2 separate regions of the Homo sapiens genome follow, and region 1 is linked to region 2. Evidence: chromatin contacts called from ENCODE Hi-C or POLR2A ChIA-PET data. All regions are on one chromosome and are shown on one strand. Each heading gives the region's core, a stretch centred on a gene start or an enhancer-like site at or near the end of the contact. The rest is flanking DNA. Distances are from core to core; before and after follow the strand shown.

The links. A loop is a pair of places that touch in the nucleus more often than their neighbours do. ChIA-PET counts read pairs that join two places held with the same protein, here RNA polymerase II (POLR2A). Pooled maps may share reads with other maps.
Region 1: a map of PC-3 shows a loop between it and region 2 (7-fold over the local background). The contact joins the enhancer-like site here to the promoter of LHFPL6 in region 2. A Hi-C loop is called at or near these places in 8 of 168 maps with a recorded cell type or tissue (Caco-2, IMR-90, OCI-LY7 and 5 more), 1 of 37 single-sample maps with no recorded cell type and 7 of 50 pooled maps. POLR2A ChIA-PET finds 5 or more read pairs at or near these places in 2 of 52 experiments (GM12878 and OCI-LY7).

The regions. Positions count from the first base shown.
Region 1 is chr13:39,562,561-39,568,427 of GRCh38, forward strand. All of the region lies in intron 2 of LHFPL6 (LHFPL tetraspan subfamily member 6), which reads right to left. Among named protein-coding and RNA genes, the nearest start is that of LHFPL6, 38 kb to the right of the region's middle. RefSeq lists enhancers at 923-1,423, 1,424-1,924, 2,477-3,676. Within about 2 kb of position 3,176, at least 10 of the 41 ENCODE cell types and tissues checked have a DNase peak (open chromatin) inside an H3K27ac peak, as active enhancers do; they include IMR-90, PC-3, endothelial cell of umbilical vein and 1 more, where a contact is called at or near this core.
Region 2 is chr13:39,600,282-39,605,748 of GRCh38, forward strand. It overlaps LHFPL6 (LHFPL tetraspan subfamily member 6), which reads right to left and starts at 2,912. Exons shown (of 4, transcript NM_005780.3): 1 at 2,602-2,912; 2 at 551-1,109. The coding sequence starts at 935. LOC112268119 (protein SPT2 homolog) reads left to right here and starts at 1,043. Exons shown (of 4, transcript XM_035861111.2): 1 at 1,043-1,112; 2 at 2,169-2,259; 3 at 2,363-3,361. The coding sequence starts at 1,043. RefSeq lists a silencer at 2,807-3,106.

The DNA of each region.
Region 1 (5,867 bases), core at 1,926-4,425, 37 kb before region 2:
CATATACACATACATATATACACATATATACATATATACACATATACATATATACACATATATACACACATATATATACACATATATACACACATATACACATATATACACACATATATACACACACACACACACATATATATATATACACACACACACTACGTGTATAGAATAAAGAGAAAAACATGAGGAACGGCACTTTACCCAACCAATAGCACCTGCTGCAAAACAAAATCTAGTAAGGTAAGACACAGAAAAAGACCCACCAGAGCGCCATTCAGTTTTCAATGCTTCAAAGATTTACACACTCTTCCTATTATCATTAATGGCTATTATGAACATAATCTGTCCCCATGCACCAAGGGGAGAATAAATTCCTCACAGAGGGGAAATAGAGGGTATTCAAAGAAAAAAAATATTTTATGCAGAAAGCTGATGCCTGCTAGTTGATAATGAATGCAGTAGGAGTAATAGTAATTTGTTTAAATTCCTCATTAAATGAGTCATAAAGGTCATGGGGCAATACTAGAAACACACACACACACACACACACACACACACACACACACACACACACACAGCATCTCTGAATTATCCAGCAAAGCAACAATGTTAAAAATGTCTTTTTAAAAAAATTAGAGCTAATTAAATTAAAAATAAAAATCAGGATTAAACTAAAAATAAAAGGGAGCTGGAATTCCAATAACTTTAAATTATATAGATCATATAAAAGCAGAAAAGTAGAAGAATGGATCAAACAAGAAAACCCCTCTGTGACAGTCCATGCTGCCCCAAGTCACTAAATCTGCAGATGACAGAAACAAAATAGAGAGATACATCTTGTGCACAGGAAAAAAGCAAGCATATTCCTAAGTGACTAGAATACATGAGTCTGGTGGGTTGATAAGTGACTTATACAGATCAAATAGGTGTTAGATAATGAGGCAAGGGAGCAAAAATATTCTTAGAGGGTAAAAGCTCACAAGTCAGCAGTATAGAGGCATTCTCAAGAGCAGAATCATTGCATATTTTAACGCCTTCTTGGCTAATAAGAATAAAACAGGCAGGCAAAGTGGAAATATGGGACTCAGAACATAATTTCTACTTCCCTGGGAGCAGCATTTCTTAGGGTGATTGGGAGGTTTTTGCTCCTCATCAGATCTTTATTAATCCATTGTCATGTCTCTGTGTTTTATTATTCCTGCCAGGGTAACAGATTCTATTCATGCTTTCAGGTCATAAAGTGTACCAGCTAACTCAGGGGACTGAAAACAAAATTAAGAATGAGGTATGGCACGTTCCTTTTCTTCTCAGAGCCTCGGCTTTTTCCCCTGAAAATGAGGCTAATAGACACTATCCCCTAGGGCGGTTATGTGAGAGAATAGACACTTGTTGTATATCCCCCAAAGGTGATAAAAATGGTGTAAGTCTCCCCGTATCACGTTGAGCCCATGGTGAACACTCAGTAAACATGGACTGCTATTATCATTGCACTGGAAGGCTTCCCACCATCGAGAGTCATTAAATCCAGGAGATTGGGAGCTGTTTTCCTCTGGAGCATTTTATTTTTGTTCAAAAGAAATACAGCACAGATTTGGCCAAATCCGCAGACAAATTGTCAAGGCCAGGAATAAAGTCTGTTTAGTACACTCTGAATATAGCACCTAACACACAATTATAAATATAGAGTGCTTAATGGGGAGTATTTGATTTAAAAAATGGTAAAATCTATTGCCAAGATTAAATGAGATGACCTCTTTGGAGTCCTTCCACTAGAGGCAATAAAGAATAAAAATGAACATTAAATATGTATGTGCTCTCTATCTCAAACCCATCTGGCCTATGATATCAATACTGGGCCAGAGCAACAAATATGTGCATCTTCATATTTCTAAACTTCAAAAAATGGCCCATGCAGTACAAAACCCAAGAGCATTAAAAATGGCCTTTGACTCTGCTTGTGATGCACCACCCGTAGCCACCATACCCAGAGGTGAACTGTAGATCAAAAAGAATTACTATGGTGCCAAAGAGACTCCCATAAAATTGCACTACGCTATTATACCATTTTGGTTGCCTTTGGGAAATATGTAAGTCAAAAGTATCTAACCATGGGTAAATAAAGTCAGTTTGCACTTAAGAAAATAGAAAAGCTGATGGAAGAATTAAGTTTGCTTATTTAAGTAGCCTTTTATGTAAAAGGGTTAAGAACACTACTTCCACCTTCTGCCAATGAGCTATGTTCTTCTGAAAATTGGAGCAGTATACTAACTCTGATGTGACAAAATTTGAAAATGCTAATGGGGCAAGGTTCTGTAAACTCTGTCTCTATACCTTATTATATCTTGCTATTGTATAGTGGACATCGTTCAATAAGAAGTAAAGTAAATATAAAGGGCAACAAATCAAAGATTGTATTCTCACAGAGGAGTGGCTCTGGATGAGTGGCAATCCCAAGGCATAAACATCTCTTCTACATTCCAATGCTCTAAGAATGGAAGACCGATCTCCAAAGATCAAAATGACCATTGTTGTTTAAAAACTACCATTTGCTTAGAATAAAAAACAAACTGTCCTGAAATAAGCTTGCCATCTATATCATCTTATATCCAGGAGGACAATAAGCCAAGAAAGATAAAACAGAGAAAAAGCAGTTGAATTAGTTGAATTACAGTATATTTCATCATAGAATGATAGTGTACCCTTAAAAAAAAAAATCCAGTACAGTTCAAAGAGAACATCATTTCTAAACATTACAGGCAAAAAGAAAGGTTTTTTAAATTTCATTTTGTGTTCAAGTTTACTGCAAATTACATACGACAATACAGTTCTTAAATAGTACAAAATGAAGCTCCAACTTCAATTTTGGTGCTGTGGTTTTTATATTTGTGTAGTTGTTAAAATAAGATGGAATGTTGGCATAACTATCAGACAGCAGAAAACAAGCTGCTGAATGAGGAGGAAAGAACCAAAGAAACAGTGGAGAAGGGAATTGTAGTTTGAATGGAATTTTGGTGCAAATGGTGGCGATCTGTTGTACAGTCTGCATTAATTGGGTTATTTCTGAATGAACATTTGATTATTATAACAGAACATTCTATGTATAATCTCGTAAAACTGTAAATTCCTGGCAGAGTCACTTTGAAAGTATGAGGCTGACAAGCCCTTCTTTTGAAAAACTGAGAACTATTTGCATGAGAATTATCACTCTGAAGCAAGCAAATTCCAGTGCTGTTGACTCACTGCCTCAGCCACCTACACTGGGGCTCCCAGGCAGAATGGGTTCCAACCCACTGTACGTGGGGATTCCAGGACCCACCAGTTCACGGGAGTCACATGAGAAATAACAACAGGAAGAAACTTTGCTGCCAAATAAAAAGAGACCAAATCAACAGAAAAACAGTAAGGACATTTTGTTTTATGGTTTAATTGGATTTTTAAATTATTATGCCCTAGGATCTATCTGAAACATAGACTCAAACAAATGAAGAAAGGACTTTTAGGAACTTGAAAAACCATGTATACTTATTATGGCAAGTATGTGCCTCTCAAGTTCAACATGTCAAACACATGATTTTATCCTGTTGGAACAAAAACAGAAAAAGGAGGTAGAAGTCTTCATACAGAACTCTCAGCCCCTCATTAAGAAGTTGGAAATTGTATTTAGCTGTACAGAACAGAGGAATACATGACTGCTAATTTTCTAACTCATTCATTTTTGTTAAGTTCTAATAAGGCAACTGGATTTTTCTACTTGCTAGGCATCAAGCATCATTTTGAAATATTAATAAATCCTTAGAAAGCAGAAACCATGTCTGAATGACTCAGTATACATTGTCCGTTGTGGCATCACTTACAAAAGGTTACTGAGATTGACGAAGTAATAAATGATGAGTTCAGCTGGGCGCTGTGGCTCTCACCTGTAATCCTAACACTCTGGGAGGCTGAGACAGGTGGATCACTAGAGCCTAGGAGTTTGAGACGAGCCTAGGCAACACAGGGAGACGCGGTCTCTACAAAAAATTAGCTGGGCATGGTGGCGTGTACCTGTAGTCCCAGGTACTCAGGAGGCTGAGGTGAGAGGATCACCTGAGCCCAGGAAGTCCAGGCTGCAGTGAGCTGAGATTGCACTACTGCATTCCAACCTGGGCAACAGAGCAAGACCCTGTCTAAAAAAAAAAAAAAAAAAAAAAAAAAAAATTTGCTTTAAAGGGCATTGTAGGAAAATTGAAAGTGACCTCTACTTGGCGGAACTCCTCTAAAACCTAGGTTAAACCCCATTTCTACCACTATCTGGCTGTTAATCCTGGACAAATAATAATACTTAATTTCTCTGTGTCTTGATCTCTTCAGCCTTAAAACCAGGTTTATAATCACACATGCCTCCCAGAATAGTGAGAAAATAATGTTAAAAGCATTTAGCATGGTGCCTTTCACATAGTTAAGCACTGAATAAATGTTAGCCAGGGTTTTTTTTTTTTTTTCATTTTTGTTTTTGTTTTTTGCTAACATCAAACAACGTTACAATTATTGAAAAGGTTTTAGCATAGCTAGAGCATTCTCTGTCCCAAACACAGATCAGAAGACTCCAAAGTTCAGGCACAGAATTAAGCAGGAACACATCCTTGTTTCTTATATTCCCACTTAAAAACATTTTCAAGACAAGAGAATAATATACATTTTCAAAATTTCTTATAAAATCTCAAATTTCAAAAGAATAAAGTGACACAGAAAGCAATCAGTATTTTTTCTGATAGCCAATACATTACCAAAATTTTAAATTCTGTATTTTATCTGACTAATAAACTTACTTGCTTCATATTACGAAGACTATAAGCATAGGAAAATAGAAAATGAGCACAAAATCAAATCCGTAAGTTGAAATTATCAAGGAAGTTACAAGTAAACAATCTCTCAGAGCAAGATCTAACAGACTTTTTCCATAGAGGTCCAAATGGTCAACTTTTACGCTTTGTGGGCCACATAAGGTTTTCTTCCTCTTCTTCCTCTTCCTATTTCTCTCCCTTCCTCTCCTCTTCTACCTTTTCCTTCCTCTCCTCTTCCCTCTCCTCCTTTAACAACTCTTTGAAAACACATAAACCATTCCTAGCTCTGTGGCCAAACAAAAACAGGCTTCAGGCTGGATTTGGCCCTGGGGCATAGTTTCCTACTCTTTTTATAGAGCAGGGATGGGCAAACTACAGAACACAGGCTAAATGCTGCCCACAGCCTATTTTTGTAAATAAAGTTTTATTGGAACACAGCCATTCCCATTCATTTACAAAGTGTCTACTGCTGCTTTCCCACCCCAAAGACAGAGTTGAGCAGTTTTAACAGAGACCCTATGGCCCACGAAGCCAAAAGTATATACCATCTGGCCCTTTACAGAAAAATGTTTGCCAATCTCTGTTCTAGAGTAATGAGAATACTTTGTTACTATCACTCTTCTCTATCTCTTTCCACTACAGGAAGAACTAGAACAAGTGGTCTTAGTTACTTCATTGGGAGTTATTTTTTCTTGCCAATGTTAAATACCATAGAAACCAAACATCATAAATTTTATATGTGAAAGTGTTAGGTAGAGAAAACTTCCAGACATCCACCTGTTTCTTTAAATGAGTTGCATGTATTTTCATAGTCTTTGTAACAGCAGAGAATAGGAAATACTACTTCTTACAAAATGTTGAAAGAGAACAATATAAAGTGGAAATATCCAGAAAAAAAAAACAGAATATGATATAGAATATAAACTTAAGCAGGAAAAACACCCTTTTGTGGTATATGAATATTGGGTGAGCTTGCATGGTGCCTGAGAGAACACAGTGGCTCATTTTATTCAGGACAATGACCAATTCTGAAAATATTGC
Region 2 (5,467 bases), core at 1,662-4,161:
TTAAGTTCATAGTTGTTATATAAAACTGATCTCTCATTTAAAATAGTTAACATTTATTTAGAAATAGAGTTTAAGATTGGGCAAGAGTAAATTTTGCATCCACCAAAGTGTATTAGAGGTTCATGATAACAATGTTGAATCAAAAACCTTTTCCACTTTTCTGTGAAATCTTTACCTTTAAAGACCCGAGGATTCCATGAAGACAAAGATAATCTAATTGTCTATTGTTTAACATAACGAACAAGAAGCTATAAAATCCAAACTGTCGCCCCTACTACACCTCAAACAACCTAGATGTTACTGTTTCACATAGGTGGCACTTAGCAGGCCAGTGATGTATATGTACAGAAATTAAGAACTCTTGAAGTTGTAAAGCAGCAATTCTGACAATAATCTTGACTTTGGCAACCTATCATCAAAGCCATTCCAAATCTATTTCTCTTATGCATTCCAGGTGTCATTTATAATAATCTCAGTAGACAACTGAAACATAACTTTTAATACTGCTTTGGGATTCCAGTAAACAACTCAAGCTCAGCAAGTCACTTACCCCCAAGAAACTGAATTCCTCCAGCCACTCTTCCCACTGTCCTGGAGATGAGGTCGGAAACACAGCAACCCATGAGGGCAGTGAGCGCCACCAGGAGGAGGAGGCCACAACCCAGGCCGGTCACTATGGTGCAGATCCTCCATTCTGCGCTGGGGATGCCCTGGAAGGAGGCATAGCGCCCACATTCCTCCACCATCACCATCATCTGCCGACTCTCATCATGCACAGGATATGAGCACCTCCGGAAGGTACCGAAGGACACAGGCTTGCCCAGCTGTGATCCCCAGAGCCAGTAAGGCATAAAGAACCCCACGCAGGAGGTGGCAGCACAAAGAAAAGACAGCAAAGCCCAGATTACTCCAGTACAAGTCAGGCTGGATGCCATCTTTCACCAGATAGGGCAATGAGGACCCCAAGTAAGTGTTCAGGGACTGCAGGAGTGAATGAAGGTGTGAAATCACCAGGGACCCACAGATAATCCACAGTTCCGTAATGCAGAATGGATCTTCAGTCTTACTGGGCATCAACTTTCCATCCTCTGCACTAAAGATGATGGTCCCTGGTAAAACAACAGGAAACATTAAAAATTAAAGGCATTAAAAGAAGTGATAACACTGTTTCAGCTAGTCTACAATTTTCAATTAATAAACATTGAGACTTGCCTCAACACTTTAAAAGTGGGAAGAACTAATTCTCTCTATGAGCTTCATAACTCGATTTTTGTCAAACCAGCTCAAAGCTTTTTCATGTCTTTATCTTCCGTAAATATTTCCAAATTAACTCTGACAGCTATTTACTTAAAGAAACGCCCGATTTTTATTTGACAGGCCAATGAATTCATTCTATATATTATATACTCACATTAAAAGTAATGTAGCACTTTCACTGGGCAATAAACAATTAAAATAAAATGAACCATGCCATGATTTCCATTTTTTGGCTTGCAAGTTCATGCTCATAGTTTGTTGCAACTTTTCTATGTCCCTTTAAGGGTGCATTAACTCTCTGCATGAGCCAAACAAACTAATTAGGATAATTTTTCACAATTGCAGAGTACCATAAATTTAACAAGCATTATGGTCTGCGGAGGCACCCACAGTACAGAACTATTACCAGACACTCTTTGTACTCATTCAGCAGCATTTCAGAATTTCTTTAGTCTTAACATCTTCTAGTGTAAAAGAATGCCTGTGTATGACTTATTTTGAGTCTGCAGTTTTGATTCATTGATTCCAACAGTTCTATTGCAATCATTTCTCCCACTGAATGATTGTCTAATTTGAACAGCAATCCATACTTCCCAGTATGCTACATCAAACCCCAGTCATCCAAATGGTTCCAGGGGCATCTACTTCCACCCCAGCCTTTCAAAAAGAGTTCCTTAACCATTTCTCACACTTTCCATAAAGAAATGAATACAGAAGCACAGAGCCCATCCACCCTAGAATTCCACCCCCAGGACCCCTAACTCCAGCTTTCAGGGTCCATAGCAAATTTCCCCCTTTCTTCACCTCGCCCCTACCCGTTTTTTTCTCTAACCACCGCCCATTTTCAGTTCTGGATGTCACTCAAACGGGAGGTCGGCTACTACTTTTTTTTCTAATCTTGTCAACTGCAGTCAGGGCTGAAGTTGATCTATCTGGGCCACGAGGCTGGGGAAGACCAGCAGGGGGTGGCCTGCGGGCAGGGGGCCCCCATCTCCAACTGCGGTGAGGCGCCCTCGCCAAGACAAGCCCATATTTAGCCCCCTGCCATTGCCTCACCGAGCCACTCCACCCATGGAGACACACAATGATCCCTCCATTCTAAAAGGGGGCAAGAGGCATTTTCCAGCCGGCTCTGGACGAAGGGAGGGGATAAGGATGGGAAGGCAGCACCCCCCGGAGGCAGACGCCAAGAGCGGACGCGGCTGGCAGGCAGAGCCGACGGATCCGCCGAGCTCAGGAAGTCCGGAGCCCGGGAGCAGCCCAACTCCGGCTCCGGGGCAGAGAGGGAGCCCGGGAGAAAGCAGCGGAGCCCACGCCCACGGGGCAGCCGAGTGATTTACTTACATGGCTGGCGGGCGGCGGCCACCTTCCCTCCCGCGTCCCGGGCGCACACACAACTTGCTGTCTTTCTCGGGCGGGAACATCCACGGGAAACCGGACCGTCCTGCCCTTCTTTGCCTCTGTCCCTAACAGCCGCAGAACCCCGGGGCCCGACCTGGAAGAGCAGGGGTTGGCAGGAGGCGGAGGGTCTCCAGAAGCGGGCTGGCACCAGCGGAGACCCCCACTCCCGGCGAGTCCGCGGCGGCAGCTCTGGCGGAGCGCTGTGGGCGCGCGCGGGCGCCGGGGATCGCACGCAGAGGAGCGGATCTCCCTTTGGCAGGCGAGGCACGCACCGCCTCCTCCCCTCCGCTGCCCGGCCCTCCTCTTTCTCCAGTCCCCTCCCCTCGCGCCCCGGGGAACTCCGCGCAGACAGACCCAGGACGCACCGGGGACGTTCCTGGAGCGCCGGGAAGGGAGTGGGGGGGTGCCCCGCTGTCCGCGCGGGTCCAGGCCCACCCCCGGGGGCAGCTTTCGCGGCTCCTCCCCTAGCCCCGAGCCCCCTCGCGCCCCCTCTCCCTGCGTCTCATTCAAAGCTGAGTGGGGAAGGCAGACAGACCGAGAAGTATGGGAGAAAGTTGCTTGTCTTCCTGGGTGACCCCGAGGAGCCACGGAAGATGACACACTTTGCCTGTTGGGGCTTTTCTGGGTTTACTGTTCGGGTTTATGCTCCTGTTTTCCTGCCGCCGTTAAAAGAAGCCGTAGACGGGAAAGAGGGCCTTAAAGAGTGGGTAAAGTGGCCCCTTTGAGATTTGAGGAGGCTTTTGAGAAGTGGTCACTTTGGAAGGCGGTGAATGAGGCGGTTGTGGACGTGGGAATTAAAGCACAGCAGACAGCCCAAGGCTCATGTATGGCATGGGGGCAGCTGCCTTTCCAGACGAGCCAGGGAGAAGGCAGGGGCGGACCTCTAGCGAGCCTCTCCCAAGAGATACACTCTTTCAAAGGTCTCTCTCTCTCTCTCTTGCTGTTTCTCTGTCTCTCTCTCCCTCCCTCCCTCCCTTTCCCTTCACTTCCTCCCTCCCTTCTCCTCCATCCTGCCTCCTGATCAATTTTGCAATTTATTCCATCGTTTGATTTCTTTTCTGAGAAACAACTGATTTTTAGTTCCCCTCTGGACTTGAGGACTTTTTCCACTTGTCATTAGCACTAACCCCTTTAGAAGTTTAGAGCTAGATTCAGTAGATGACTGTGGGAGTCTCTGCTGAACACAGTATTTTAAGAAGTATGCCATCTGGGAACAGCAGTTTTTGAAGTAGACAGTTTCCCAGATATAGTTTTTGTGAGGTGTCTTTTTAGAGGAGTTGAAAGTAATAAATTGGTAGGTATATATTTCATAGCAGATTTTCAGACTGCACCATTTTAATTAGCCGTGATGGTGTACATTTTTCCCACAACGACAGCTGGAGATATGTGTTCTTTTATTATTATTTTGAAAGACCTTAAGTGATTGATTCCAAGCCTTTTGAGGTCACAGGTCTTTTAAAAAATACGATGAAACTGATAAGCCTTCCAGAAAAAAAAATGCGCGGACATATAAAGCTTTACCACAGCGATTCTGAAGAAGGAAAGGGATATTTGGCAAGGTCTGAAGATAATTTTGATTATCATAACCCATGAATGGGGAGTATTACTGGCATCTAGTTGGTAAAGACCCGAGATTCTGCTAAATACAGTGCACAGGACAGTCCCCAAAATTACCTGGGCCAAAATGTCAATCATTTGAATGAAATATCAGGTGGTTTCCCATTCCCTTAAAGCCCATCCATGAATCCCATATTCAGAATCCCCAATTTAAGTGTTTTTGTTTTTGGTGTTGTTGTTGAGTTTAAGTTGTTTTAACTCTTCTCTTACAAATCACCGGTTACTGGTTTCAGTGACAGCATAAGAATGATTGGTCTGACTTCCAGTTAGGTACCACACCCTTAGTTATTACACAGAGCCTTCATACCTATATAATATGATGGTGGAAGATATGATCATAAAAGACAAAAGAATAATAGTGAGAATCGGAGTCACCTCCGTACAACCTGCAGGGGAAATTGCTCTCAAACACTTTCTTAAGTGTGAGAAAGCTTAAGCGCAAGTGCTGGCTGGAGACATATTAATGATAATCATGGTTACTACAGATTGACTCCTTGCTGTGTGTTAGTACATTAAGGTCCCTTAATAGATTACTTATCCAGTCCTCAAAAAAGAAAAGAAAAATTATGAAGAAGGAATAATTATTATTTTACCGCAAGGATAAGAAGTAATTTGCCCAAAAATTTACAGCTAAAAAATGACTTTTAAAAAAATCTCATTATTTGCACTCTCTTAAGCAGAGTAAATGCTATCACAGAGATTCTGCCTAAAATGAAAAAAAAAATGACAGAAGAGGCCAAATTTTTAAAAATCTTTCAGGATGCAATATCAATTATTTGTGAAAGTATAATACTGGGACTCAAATTTCTAACTTAAATAAGTGAATTCAGACAAATGGTGATCTTCCCAAGCCCTAAGTTATCTCATTGTTAAAAAGAGATTGAAATAGGTTATTTTAATTTTTTTTAAGCTCACAACTTCCAGCATCATGGTTATATGGGTCCTCTTATCTTTGAGAAGGAATTTAGAGATCATCTAATCTTGTTCAAGTATGTAATTTTACAGCTGACAAAACAGAGGCTCGAAATTCTTCCAGTGTCTTACCCAAAGCTGAGGCTATAATCCACATATCTTGATTTCTCTTTCTAATTATCTTACTAAACTATAATATCTTCTGAATTACTCCTTATGTTCTTCCATGCACACTTTGTAAGCAAAATGCATTATAATTTATTTAAGCCCCTTTGCATTA